Linked DNA regions of Homo sapiens: regions 1, 2 and 3 are each linked to region 4. The links are chromatin contacts, found by Hi-C in ENCODE. All regions are on one chromosome and are shown on one strand. Each heading gives the region's core, a stretch centred on a gene start or an enhancer-like site at or near the end of the contact. The rest is flanking DNA. Distances are from core to core; before and after follow the strand shown.

What was found. A loop is a pair of places that touch in the nucleus more often than their neighbours do. Pooled maps may share reads with other maps.
Region 1: a loop to region 4 is called in a map of B cell, with 10 times the contacts of the local background. The contact joins the promoter of FGFR1OP2 here to the promoter of C2CD5 in region 4. A Hi-C loop is called at or near these places in 3 of 168 maps with a recorded cell type or tissue (B cell and naive thymus-derived CD4-positive, alpha-beta T cell) and 10 of 50 pooled maps.
Region 2: a map of naive thymus-derived CD4-positive, alpha-beta T cell shows a loop between it and region 4 (12-fold over the local background). The contact joins the promoter of MED21 here to the promoter of C2CD5 in region 4. A Hi-C loop is called at or near these places in 2 of 168 maps with a recorded cell type or tissue (CD4-positive, alpha-beta memory T cell and naive thymus-derived CD4-positive, alpha-beta T cell) and 8 of 50 pooled maps.
Region 3: a loop to region 4 is called in a map of CD8-positive, alpha-beta T cell, with 19 times the contacts of the local background. The contact joins the promoter of STK38L here to the promoter of C2CD5 in region 4. A Hi-C loop is called at or near these places in 3 of 168 maps with a recorded cell type or tissue (B cell, CD8-positive, alpha-beta T cell and naive thymus-derived CD4-positive, alpha-beta T cell) and 6 of 50 pooled maps.

What each region holds. Positions count from the first base shown.
Region 1 is chr12:26,936,771-26,939,835 of GRCh38, reverse strand. FGFR1OP2 (FGFR1 oncogene partner 2) reads right to left here and starts at 1,366. Exons shown (of 7, transcript NM_015633.3): 1 at 1,126-1,366. INTS13 (integrator complex subunit 13) reads left to right here and starts at 1,855. Exons shown (of 17, transcript NM_018164.3): 1 at 1,855-2,040; 2 at 3,022-3,065. The coding sequence starts at 3,033. RefSeq lists a silencer at 933-1,002 and enhancers at 532-1,040, 1,263-1,312, 1,041-1,550.
Region 2 is chr12:27,021,185-27,024,175 of GRCh38, reverse strand. It overlaps MED21 (mediator complex subunit 21), which reads right to left and starts at 1,618. Exons shown (of 4, transcript NM_004264.5): 1 at 1,555-1,618. The coding sequence starts at 1,596. RefSeq lists an enhancer at 1,297-1,586.
Region 3 is chr12:27,242,426-27,245,748 of GRCh38, reverse strand. STK38L (serine/threonine kinase 38 like) reads right to left here and starts at 1,463. Exons shown (of 14, transcript NM_015000.4): 1 at 1,417-1,463. RefSeq lists enhancers at 55-104, 2,693-2,752 and a silencer at 1,395-1,634.
Region 4 is chr12:22,542,677-22,545,847 of GRCh38, reverse strand. C2CD5 (C2 calcium dependent domain containing 5) reads left to right here and starts at 1,306. Exons shown (of 27, transcript NM_001286176.2): 1 at 1,306-1,528; 2 at 1,669-1,787. The coding sequence starts at 1,698. RefSeq lists enhancers at 1,176-1,405, 2,546-3,065 and a silencer at 1,546-1,665.

The sequences.
Region 1 (3,065 bases), core at 117-2,616, 4.4 Mb before region 4:
AATAAACATACATATGTATATATAAATAATGCTTGCTATGTGCCAAGTACTGGACTTTTTCTCAGAGATGAGTAAGACATGATTCCAGACAGACCCAGGTTCAAATTGGCAGGAGAGACAGAAACAAATAATACAACCTAATAAATACTGCAGAAGAAAAGTTTCAAATGCGTTGGGAGCACAGCGGTATCAATGTCACCTGGGGGAGTCTGAGAAGACAATGATTTATGAATTGGGTTTTGACAGGTGGTAAAATAGAGGAACAGTAAACATCCTAGACATCCGCACGTACAAAAGTACAGAGCTGTCAAAGCGCATGGCATGTTTGGGGAAATAGCCAGTATAGTCTTGTATGGTAGGATATTAAAGCAGGACTAAAAGGTAAAATGGATTGGGGCAGACTGTAAAAGATCCTGAATGATGATGTGCTTAACAATTAGGATTTGATGCTGTCAGCAATACGGTTACTAAAAAGTTTAAGGAAAGGACAGAGATAAATATGTATTTCAGAATAACTCTATGGAAGGATTATAGTAGGGAAACCAGTGGAGGGCGGGGGGCAGAGGGGGCAACCGCACTAATTCTGGCGAAAAAAAAAATAATACAGTGCAGTGTTAAGTGGAAATGAAGAACCAATGATGATTCCTGGTTTTCTAGTTCGGATAGCAGGACAGATACTGGAACCATTATCAGAGATGGGATAGAGAAGAAAGGCAGGAAGAGAACCAGAAAAGAGTAATACCCCTTGGAGAGCAGTTTCAAGAAACAAGTTATCTTCATTAAACGCTGCAAACAGGTGACTGAAAGGGTCCCCCGTCCGGTGGTGAACTCGCAGGTGGGTAAGGCAGGATGAAAGCAGATACGGAAGGTGTGTCCACAGGGTTAGAGCCAAGGCTTTTCATTGAACTTTCCGCACCGCATCTCCATTAAGAGGAGCTCGGAGTCGGGGGGCGCGGAGAGGAAGTCCGGCTCCCAGGAGCAGGGAGCCCGCGGCGGGAAGCGGACAGGGCCGGGCGCCGGTGGTTCAAGAGGCGCAAGGCACCGGCCCCGGCGAAGGACTGCCCCGGCAAAGGACGCCTCCGACTCGCCCACCCCTGCTCCCGTCCCTGGATTTAGTCCACTTACTCTGCTCTTAGTCCCTCGCAGCCTTCAGCTGTGGCGATGCGGACTCAAACCCTCTACCAACCGGGACCTATGCACTCAAGGGAAGAGACTCCGCGCCCCCCTAATCCGCCTCCTCAGCAAGCAGACGCAGAATCGGACGGAGGCAGCGGACGGAAGGCCGGGAAGCCAGTGGCGTTCAACGCCATCACCGGCGGGGTAGACACCTCCGCCGACCGCCTCCGACCGGCGCTCCCGGAGAACTCCAGCCTCGCGAGATTTCTTTCCTCGCGTTACTGTGGGGCAGAACCGACCACTCTCCGCTTTGCCCCAGAAGGCAGGGCGGGGCCCTTCTATGTCCCTCCCTATTCCTCCCTTCCCAGGCTTTCGCTCGGCCTCTCGCAAAGTCTCGCGAGTTTTTCCAGGGGAAACCGGCCTGGGTGGAGAGACAGAGAAGGGGAGACCGGGTGGGTGGGTCGTACGCTTAGGGGGCCGTGGTTGGTACTTCGCTGTTGGGGAGGCTTTCAGGTCGCCCAGATCCTGCTTCCCAATGGGTGACTGGGAAAATTAGCGGGTGGAAAATCTCGAGGGGTGGAGGCTTTTTTTTTCCTCCTTGGCCCCGCCCTCTTCCTGTTCGGCGACTGGGACGCCTGGCCCTACGAGGGGGAAGGGAGGCTTGGCCGGGCTATCGGAGAGCGCTGTGCGCACGCGCGAGCCCGAGTGCGTGTGTGTGTGTGCACGCGCACGCGCGCTCCTGCTCTTAGGAAGCCTGGGAAGGACCGGTGTGCTAGGAGATGATCGGGGAAAGCATAGTCCCCTGTCTGTGGCACCAGACACTCCCGACTGTGCGCTGACTCTCCCCGCCCAGCCAGCAGCCTTTTCCAGAGAGGCTGTGGTCCATAGCCTCTGTTCGTTTTCACTGCAGGACCAGGCACGAAAGTAAGCGAACCTCGATCCTGAGGTCTTCCCTATCCACTCACCTTGTATTTTCCACCCCCCACCCTCCAGCAAAGTGGGTCTAGAAGGTTTCTCAAAGAGAGTTTTGCATGAAGGGGAGATGCGTCTTGAAAGCAAGAGGTGAAAATAGCTGGATCGTAAGAAATCAGTTCGTTTTGATTTAACACTTTGGCTTTGCTTGCCATGTGCTTTTCGAATGTGGATTGTCTATTCAGTATAAGATTTTGTTAGCGAAGCAGGGGAGTACCGTATGCTCTGTTTTAATAAGAAAAAGTTTTAAAAGTTTTAAATTTCCTTCTACACACCAGTGTGATGGTAACAACTAAGTTTTTCTGCTCTACCTGGTAAATTACTGTGATGTTTCAAAAGCTAAGGGGAGAGTGTGAAGTTGGGGTCCTTATCCTAAGGCGAAGACCTGATGTGCGGTTATCTTAGGAGATGTTTATCTTTGTTTTGGCCTTTTCTTTTGCTGTCACTCCTCTTTCCTGTTAATTCCGCACCCCTACCCGCCAGTCCCCCTTCAAACGTTTTTCTTGGAGGGAAGTGCAAAAATGCTGGCTTGGGGTTTATATGTGACTAATGTCAATTAGCAAGGATCATAAAGTTGTATTTCAAGAGTCTTTGTCACTTATGTTTCGTATATGTAAGGGAATCAAATACAATTAAATGTCAAAATGTTTCCCTCTGACAATTTTAAGTTCATTTTAAAAGCAAAACCAAAAATGCATGCACTGGTATTTTTGTCTGGGCCTGGTAGAGTGACAGCCTAATATGGTGTATTGATACCCTTGCTTTCTGGTCATGACCTCATTAAACTGTCCTTTGTCGGACAGATTTCTTTGAACATATTATTCATGTTCCCTACCAAGTCTTCTTGAGGGAAAGACAATCTTCTTGAGAAAATTAGAAAAAATGTAAGATGTTATGTACAAATATTTGGCTAATATGTTTTTCCCCTTACAGGTTAAAACAAAATGAAGATTTTTTCTGAATCTCATAAAACAGTG
Region 2 (2,991 bases), core at 369-2,868, 4.5 Mb before region 4:
TTAGCAGAAAACAATCTAACTCGTAATGGTAATAAGTACACCCATTGCCGCATGGGAATACCCACTGACGTCTTGGTCAACGGGATGCACATATTATGTCAGTCCCCTATGGTTATAATAAAGCTGAAAAATTCTTATTGCCTAGTGACATCGTAGCAGTACTAACGCTGTAGCGCAATGCGTTCCTTAGTGCTTGTGGTGATGCTGCTGTAAATCAACCTACCACACTGCCAGTGTATGAAAGCATAGCACATACAATTATGTGCAGTCCATGACACTTGATAATGATACTAAATGACTTTGTTACTGGTTTATGTATTACTGTTTTATCGTTATTTTACATTGTACTTCTACTTATTAAAACAAAAAAAAAAGTTATCGCCAAAACCATGCATTTCTCAGAACATGACCCCTTCATTAGGGGCCCATGACTGCGCATCCTCTGGCTTTGCTTCTACTTTCCACTCAGGCATAGTGTGGAGGAAAAATAACCAGAAGGAACAAAGCTGGGGAGCTACTTACTAGACTTGGCCTTTAATAGAGAGTAGAATTTGGGGGAGACATTAAAAAGGACTTGTAGGCCGGGCACGGTGGCTCACACCTGTAATCCCAGCACTATGGGAGGCCGAGGCGGGAGGATCGCTTGAGGCCGGGAGTTTGAGACCAGCCTGGACAACATGGTGAAACCCCGTCTCTACTAAAAATACAAACATTAGCCGGGCGTGGTGGAGGGCGCCTGTAATCCCAGCTACTTTGGCTCAGACAGGAGAATCGCTTGAACCCGGGAGGCGGAGGATGCAGTGAGCAGAGATCGCGCCACTGCACTCCAGCCTGGGCGAAAGGCACTGTCTCCAAAGTAAAAAAAAAAAAAAAAAGAAAAGAAAAAAGACTCAAATAAGCGGAAAGACATACGAGGATTAGAAGATTTCCTATCATAAAGATGTCCCCAAACTGATGTATTCTGAGGGATGGCCAAGAGGCAAGAGATGGAAGGATACTCTGGGCCCAAAGGAACGAGCTAAGATGAAAGAAAATCTCTCACCTCACCTCAGCATCGCTCCCGCACCAACCTGAAAGCGCTGGTGAAGGAATACTCTCGGCTGACATTTCATTACAAAAACCCAGTCATCCAGAGCATGAGATCTCCCTTGGTGGATTAAAATTGATGAGGAAAGAAAAAAGCTCCTGCTTCTCCTCCCAACCCCCAAAAGAAAGAGAACCCGTAAGCACCACTGACAAGAAAATAAAACTGTCCTCAGGGAACACGACAGGACCGCGCAGCCCACAAGTCCTGGCGGCCTCACCCGGACAAGAACGATCTTCCCGGTCTCCTCAAGCGAAAGAGTCTGCTCCCTCCCGCACCTTCAAGCACCGCCCGGCAGCCGGCCTCAAACCTCCGAGTTCGCGGTGGCGCCTCCCGAGAGAGCGCTTTATGCCGAAGCCCTGTCTCTCAGTCCGCTCCCCACTTTCAAGTTTTGCCTCTTGGGCCCCTTTCCTCCCTTGCTTTACCTCAAGAAAGAGAAAGACAGAGGCTAATCGAATGAAATTCCTCACCGAATTCACAGCGTCCTGAAGCTGCGTGAGCCGATCCGCCATGTTCCTACCGCAGCAAACAGACGCCAAAACAGCTGCTCTTCCGCGACTGGGCAGCTCTGGCACGCGTCATGGCCAATCACAGGGCTGCGTCCTTGGAACGGGTGGGGTCGGAGAGAACTCCCCGCCCCGTCAGGAGTGGGTGGTACTCCCGAGGCGGCCTTTCTAGAGCGGGCTACACCTGAGGAGAGGCTGGATCTTTTGAGTAACTGGGGGAATGGTCTGGGGTCCAATCGCTTTGAAATACAGTCCAAGAGCCGAAATACTCCCCTTGGGGTTGTTAGGTGTTAAAGGCTTCAGAGATTGTTGGATTCTGCGGGGATTTTTTTTTTTTAAGTAATTTCTCGTACCCTCTCGTGTTTATTTATTGACCAAATTGAAGAGTAAATATATTTATTTTTATTTATTTATTTATTTATTTATTTATTTATTTGAGACGGAGTCTCGTTCTGTCGCCCAGGCTGGAGTGCAGTGGTGCGATCTCGGCTCACTGCCAGCTCCGCCTCCCGGGTTCACGCCATTCTCCTGCCTCAGCCTCCGGAGTAGCTGGGACTACAGGCGTCCGCACCACGCCCGGCATTTTTTTTTTTTTTTTGTACTTTTAGTAGAGACGGGGTTTCACCATGTTAGCCAGGATGGTCTCGATCTCCCGACCTCGTGCTCCGCCCGCCTCGGCCTCTCAAAGTGCTGGGATTACAGGCGTGAGCCACCGTGCTCGGCCAAGAAAAATTAGCTGCACAATTTAGATTTAGAGTTGGGACTTATTGAGAGTTTAAGTGTGAAAAGTGATAATCGAAACTTGGTATTTAAGGAAATTTAGCCTGAGGATAGTCTGGTAAGAAATGAGTTTGGAATCGGCAAATAACAGGTTTGTAGACTTCAAAAAACTCTCATATCCTCTTTCTCAGGCTGATTATCCGTGATTACCTTCCTGTGGCTGCGGGGAAGGTGGAAGACACAGTCCCTGGGGAACTCAGCTTGTTGGATTTATCCCAACACTTACTGTGAAGCACCACTTCTGCTTCACACCAATGCCCCACCCTCAGCCCCAAACAGTCTACAGACTTACTGGAGCCTCATTAAGAACGTGGATGAGGCATGTTCCCCATAATGGGACTAATGAGAAATCACTCTGTAATTTGTTTTCACTGTAACTTGGGGGGATTCTACAACCTTCTCCTCCCACCCTCACTTGAGAGTGTACCTTACGGAATGGCTGCCACATGCCAGGAAGTATATCCAGTGCTCAATTTGCAAAGATGAATAAGCCAAGGACTCACTAAGGAAGGTTTTGCAGTTGTCCAAGATTAAGATGAGCTGGGCCTAGAATAGGGTGTTGACCCTGATAAGCGGGGAAAGAAAGACTAAAATATATTTTTGAGAAAAAAAATTAATATG
Region 3 (3,323 bases), core at 214-2,713, 4.7 Mb before region 4:
ATAAAATTATGTAATATCATAATTTAACATAATATTTTAGACTAACTTCTCTCTCCTCAAATAGTCACAAGGGTGGCTAATTCACATACAATACCTCTCAGCCACTGGGGAGAGAGTATAATAAACTTAATTGTTTTACATATCCTGAGGCACAGAGAGAAAGGCCAATCAAATTCAAAGAGGTTTACAGTACCTTATATACATATATGATTGAGACAAAGAACTTTCAAGAATCTGTACTGAGGAAGCAAAAATGGGCTTAAGTACAATAGGCCCTGCCTTAAAGTAGAGAGACCGGTCAAACGTAAGCCCCAGCGCCAAAAAAGACAAGGTCTCACTCATCAATCCCCATCTTACAATCAAGAGGCAGAACTTAAATCACTTAAAGCTGTTTTTTCAGATTTGAGCAGTAAAATAAGCTAATAGGCCATTTCCGATTAAGTGGCTTCTCTCAAAACTTATCACAAGTTATGTGAAATGGGTAAAAGTGTTGGTTCTGCATTTTATCAAGTGAGAAACAATAGCATCCTACTTTTGGACAAGCCACTACTTCCAGAGCCACTAGCCCTCCCCCCACCTCCCACTTCTTTTTATATCATTCCTCCAAACTTAGAACCCGAAAAGCTATTCCACAAAACAAAAGCAGCACCAGTAAAAGGGGAGGCCACTGGTTTTGAAAATAAAGTTTGTTCTTTTGCTGTCAACCTGGCAACTTTTTAAAGGTGAAACGTGCCCTACTCAATCGGTTATACTCTTTTCTACTCCCACACCAAATAACCACTCGTTCGACCTCGATACTAAAGGTGAAAAAAGGAGTGGGAGAAATGATTTTGAAAGGAAGGGGCTACGGGTGCAATGGTAAAGACAGATTCTAAGACTGGTTTTGAGCACTCCGTGGCTTCTAGGAGCTGGGAGGCTTTCCTGAGTCTGTCTTGAGAAATGTTTGGCAATCTGACGCATCAGTTTTTAGGAACGGTACACAAACAGCCCCCACAATTGAAGAGCCATGCTTCGGATCCTGGCTCTGGGTGACATCGGCTGGAGGGCACGGGACGGGAGCGCTGGGGCTACCCGGAGAGGATCCGCGACATTTGTTATTGTTTGTGAAGCCCAGGCGGGGACCCGGAGCGGAGTGCTCGGGGGCCGGGGAGTGGAAGGAGAAAGGAGCAGAGGACAAAGATTCCTCCCCGGGTGCGAGGCTCCCTCTCTGGACACATGGGGCCAGTATCACCCCGGGGAATAAGAGGGCCAAGGCCGTCGCCGCAGGTTCCCCGGAGACATTTCCAGCCCCAGAATTAGCCCGGCTTTCCCTGGACACCCAAAGACACCTAAAATCTCCTCCTGCTCCTGCTCGCAGAGTTGGGGCTGGCGCGGCGAGCTCGGGCCCTCAGCCGAGCGCTACATCCGCGAACTCACCTGCCTCCGGTCGCGCCCGCGGCCGGCTCAGCCTCCGCACGGACCGCAGCCGGCCGGGCGCCCGTCAGCTCCCTTCTCCCCGCTCCGCCCTCGCCCCGCCCCCGGGAGGTGGGACCCGCGGCCTCGCCGGAATCTCAGGGCGGCCTCCCTGAACTCTCGCGAGCCTTGCCTCCTCGGCTTCTCGGTGGCTGGGTCGGTCCGACTCGCCCTGACGTCATACGCACCACAGCCGGAAGTAGCCTTCTGTCGTCAACGCCCGTCTTCCCGGCCCCACCCATCTCCGCCTGGTGAAGGCCAGACTGGTTTTGAGGGAGTTGACTGAACTGTCGCCACTTCCCCTCTCACCAGCCTCACCTCACTGCCGTTTTTACGCCAAACCTGTTCAGGCCTCTCTTGAGAGTGGCCTAATGTGTTGCGACATTAGTCACATTCTAAATGTCATCCGAATTTTTCAAACAGTGCAATGCAAAGAATGTTAGAAATGGAAAGAGAGAATTCACGCATTTTTCAGATTGGGAAACAGTTGTCAACAAAGATGGATCAGCTAAGTTGCTCAGTCGGTAGCTGTGGGGACTCGAAGCCACCCAGGTTCCTTGACGCTTCCATTTCACCATGAGGGGACTCCAGAGACTGGAGAGGAACCAGGATTTGTAAATGCCACAAAAAATACATTAAAAACCTGTTTGAGTTTTCTTGGAAAATCTAAAATAACTACAGTACTGGCCTGCTTTATCAGTAGGATCTGAGAATTGTGCAGAAGAGCACTCCCCTATAGGATGACCCAAAAGGGACAACTTTGGGAAGGTTGATGCAATTTGCGTCTGGGGACAAAACTGGCCTTTGGGAAAGCCAAATGAGAGAATGACTCCCAATTATTGTTGGCAAGTTTATCCTCAATATGAGTATTGGAGGTCTTATAAAATATTCTTAGCTTTTAGCTTACTGAGACAACGTATGAAGCTGGTACTGTGCTTGCAAAAACTATCACTTAGAAATGCCACCTGTCATCTTTAGGTTTCCCAAGAGCAGGTGACACGAGCAAAACACCTAGGAAAGAAGCATTACCTCATTTCTCTTTCTTACACTGTGCTTTTTCATACATAGCTTAGTAGTGGGAAAAGCTCTAGTTTGGTAATTAGTGTATTTTTGGGGAGATCAGCTCCACTTATATGGTCATTTTGAAACTCAAATGACAGTTGTCATATACAAGCATAGGAGGTTTAATTGTGATCAGACAAGCTTGACAGGCCTATACACCCTTCTCCCTGTACTGCACGCATACACATACCATTCAAATGCTACGATAAGATTGAGAACAGTGTATGGTTTGTTCCACAGCAAATTTATGTCTTCAAATGTGCCATACTAGAGTAATATGAACTAGTATAGAGTAGCAGTCTAGGTTAATATGGGATAGCCTAAGACTTTGACCTCTAGTTCCTAAATTCTCCTAAATTGAGACCATTGTAAACAAATTTCCCTGGGAAGTTGTTGAAAGTACCTCAACTGAAACAAATTAGAGCTATGAACCAGAATTTTGGTGGTCTATGGACCCCTTTTCAAAACAGTGTTCTTAAATGCATAAACTACCTAGGGTTACAAAGGAAATTGATAATGTTAACATACAGTTACCAAAATACTAAAAAGTGAGTTTGTAATATAATTATGTGGTAAGTAGTAGTAGCATCTAAGATGGCTGCCAATGATCCACGCCTTCTAGTATTCCTGCCTTCTGTAATTCCCTTCTCTAGTAACTTAGTTCTTAAAAAGGAAATATAGCAAAAGTGATTAGGATATCATTTCCGTGATTAGGTTACAAAAATATTCTGGGCTCCATCTTGCTTGTCCTTGCTCTCTCACTTGCTCGCTTTCATGGAAGCCAGCTGCTGTCTTGTGACCTGCCTTAC
Region 4 (3,171 bases), core at 57-2,556:
CATGTTTATTTCTTGTGGTTGACTATACTTTCCATGGTAGGAAGTCCTGAACTTCTGCTACTACTGTAGGTCTTATCTTTAGGCTTGTGGATGCTTAATAAGAACACTGAGATGATCTAAGAGTGCAGGACATTTAATTAAAAAAAAATTTTTTTTAAGAGACAGAGTTTTGCTCTGTTGCCCAGGTTGGGGTGCAGTGGTGAGATGGCAGCTCACTGCAGCCTCAAACTCCTGGGCTCAAGCAATTCTCCCAGATTCTCCCACCTCAGCTTCCTAGGTAGCTGAGACCACAGACGAGCCACCGGCCCAGCTAATTTTTGCATTTCTTGTAAAGAAGGGGTCTTACTGTGTTGCCTCGTCTCCATGAGGCTGGTCTCGAACTCCTGGACTCAATCGATCCTCCCACCTCAGCCTCCCACAGTGCTGGGATTACAAATCTGAGCCACCACACCTACCAGCAGAAACTTTTTTTCAAGAGGAGACTTTGGATTTCAAGGTGACCTCCCCCACCCCGCCCACAGTAATATCTGTGACCCAGTGCACAACACAAGTGCCTATGACTGAATAAAATATTTCACTAAATATTTATTTCACTATTCGAGATGTGCCTGGTATCTCTATTTCTTTCTTTCTTTTTTTTCTTTTTTTGGAGACAGAGGAGTGATCTCGGCTCACTGCAACCTCCGCCTCGCAGGTTCAAGCGATTTTCCTGCCTCAGCCTCCTGAGTAGCTGGAATTAGAGGCGCTCGCCACGACGCCCAGCTAATTTTTGTATTTTTAGTAGAGACGGGGTTTCGCCATGTTGTCCAGGCTGGTCTTGAACTCCTGACCTCAGGTGATCCGCCCGCCTCGGCCACCCAAAGTGCTGGGATTACAGACGTGAGCCACTGTGCCTGGCCATCTAACTCTATTTCACAGAAAACTGGAACCACCACACGCACCTGTACCCCTTCCAAGTAGAAACCAGCTAATTTGGTTTTACGAATCACTAAAGGCCGACTGAAAACGCTCTTCTAGCAGTCTTCGCTGCTACTCCATCTATCACAGCCCATCCGAAAAGCGGCGGTAGCAGCTGGGAAGGCCGCGGCCGGAGGCTGTCACAGAGCAGCACTCGCGCTTCGGCCCGCAAGATGGAGCGTTTCCCTCCAGGGAAGCAGCGCCGCACCTATCCACAGCCCCCACTCGGTGGATGATGCAGGACTCGGCCCATTTCCCTGCCCTCCAGCTTTCTCAACGTCAGCCCCGCCCCCTTATCTTTCCTCGGCGAGTTTAGTTTCGCCCCGCCAAGTGGGCAGAGCGCCGAACGATCGATGCTTTCTTCCGCGCCCCGAGAGCCGCCATTTTTGAGAGCGGGGGAGGAGAGACAAGCAGGGGCGGCAGAGGCTCAACGGGATGCTGACTGGGTTTTGCTTTTCGTCCCAGCCTTGTGGGGCCGGGACGGAAGAACCCATCAAAGCCCTTCCTCCCGCCGCCTCTCCGGAATGAGGTCTCAGCACCCGCGCGGGACAGCACCCTTCCTCCTGCGACAGTGAGTGGCGACCCGTGGCGCGACTGCCGGGCGCCCGCGCGCGCCCCCGCGCGCTCCTTCGCTGTCAGTTACCCCGCGCGCCTCCGCCCCTCTCCCGCCGGCCCCGCGCTCGGCGCAGACTCGTTTGTTTGTTTCTGCAGGAGCCCAAGAAGAGGCCGAAACCGAGACCATGCCAGGGAAGCTGAAGGTGAAAATCGTGGCCGGGCGCCATTTGCCAGTGATGGACCGTGCTAGTGACCTGACTGATGCCTTCGTGGAGGTTGGTGCAGGGTCCTGCCCCTCAAAACACAGGGAGCGCCAAGCCCTGTGAAGGATCTACCCACCTCGCCCCCAGCCCCTCAGCCTATTCCCCCCTCGACTGCCCTCCCTTCGGCCGTGGTTGTCCAGCTCTCCCACGAGGGATGACCGCCGAGACCTCAGTGTGTGCGATGGGTGCACGGCTTGCAGGCGTCCGCGGCACAGTCCGCTGCGCGGGGAGGCTTGTACTGTTGTGCATGCGGGGGTGACCCTGATGTCAGGACTCATTAACAGGCCACCTGCCACTCAGGAGATCCCAAGGCGTGGCCGCGCAGCCACCGACACACTCACACACATACACACACACACACACAAATGCCGGAATGACTCTGATGTCAGGACTCATTAACAGGCCACCTGCCACTCAGGAGATCCCAAGGTGTGGCCCCGCAGCCACTGAAACACACACACACACAGGCACACACACACCCTTGGAAGGGGTGGCCAGAGTGCTGGACATCATGTTTAAGAAGGTGCATGAAGCCCTTTATGGGCACTTGGAGTCCCACAGTGCGAGGAAATCCACTCTCATGCCTAACATTTTGTGAATCTGCCATGCACGTTCTAAAACACAACTGCAACACTTCCTGCTCTTGTATAGGCTGGTAGGTCTGATGAGGTGTTTCAGGGTAATTTAGCGCCTTGAGGTAGGAAGTCATTTAATTGCCATGGACTTAAATTGCAAAATTGCTTTTTAAGTCTAATGATTAGTTTAAAAGTCATGCAAATTAGTAAAGGCCTACGGCCGGAAGGTAATAACCCAGAGTCTGAAAGAAGCCAAGTAAAGATTGTAATAAAAATTGGCGTGATGAGCCAGAGCATTAGAGCAGCAATCATTTGGGCTATTAGTGCTTAGAATTGATGGATAGATATATCATAATATATAGCTCGATTTCATCTCAATATTCCTGATGTTTCCTAAATGTTCTCTAACCGAATAATTACAGTTCACTGCCTCCCCTGCCCATTGTCATGGTGATTCTTAATCACTTCATTTGAGAAAGTTCTTGAGTGCTCTTGTGCCAGATGTTAGGTGATAGGAATCCACAAATAACTAAAACATAGTGTTTGCTTTCCGGTAGTTCAGACATTGACCCACACAGCCTATTTAATAACTAATAGGTAACGTGTTGAATTTAATAATTGCCAGATCTGTACTAAGTACTTTTAAATTCTTAGTTTTCACAACAGTCCTGCTATAGGAGTATTGTTATTGTCCCATGTTACAGTGGATGTAACTGAGGCCCAGGAAGGGTAAATAATTTGCTTAAGGTTACATAGCTTGCAAACCTCCACAGCCTGACAGTTTGTTCTCTTAACCACTCTGCTAATACGGCCTCACCAAA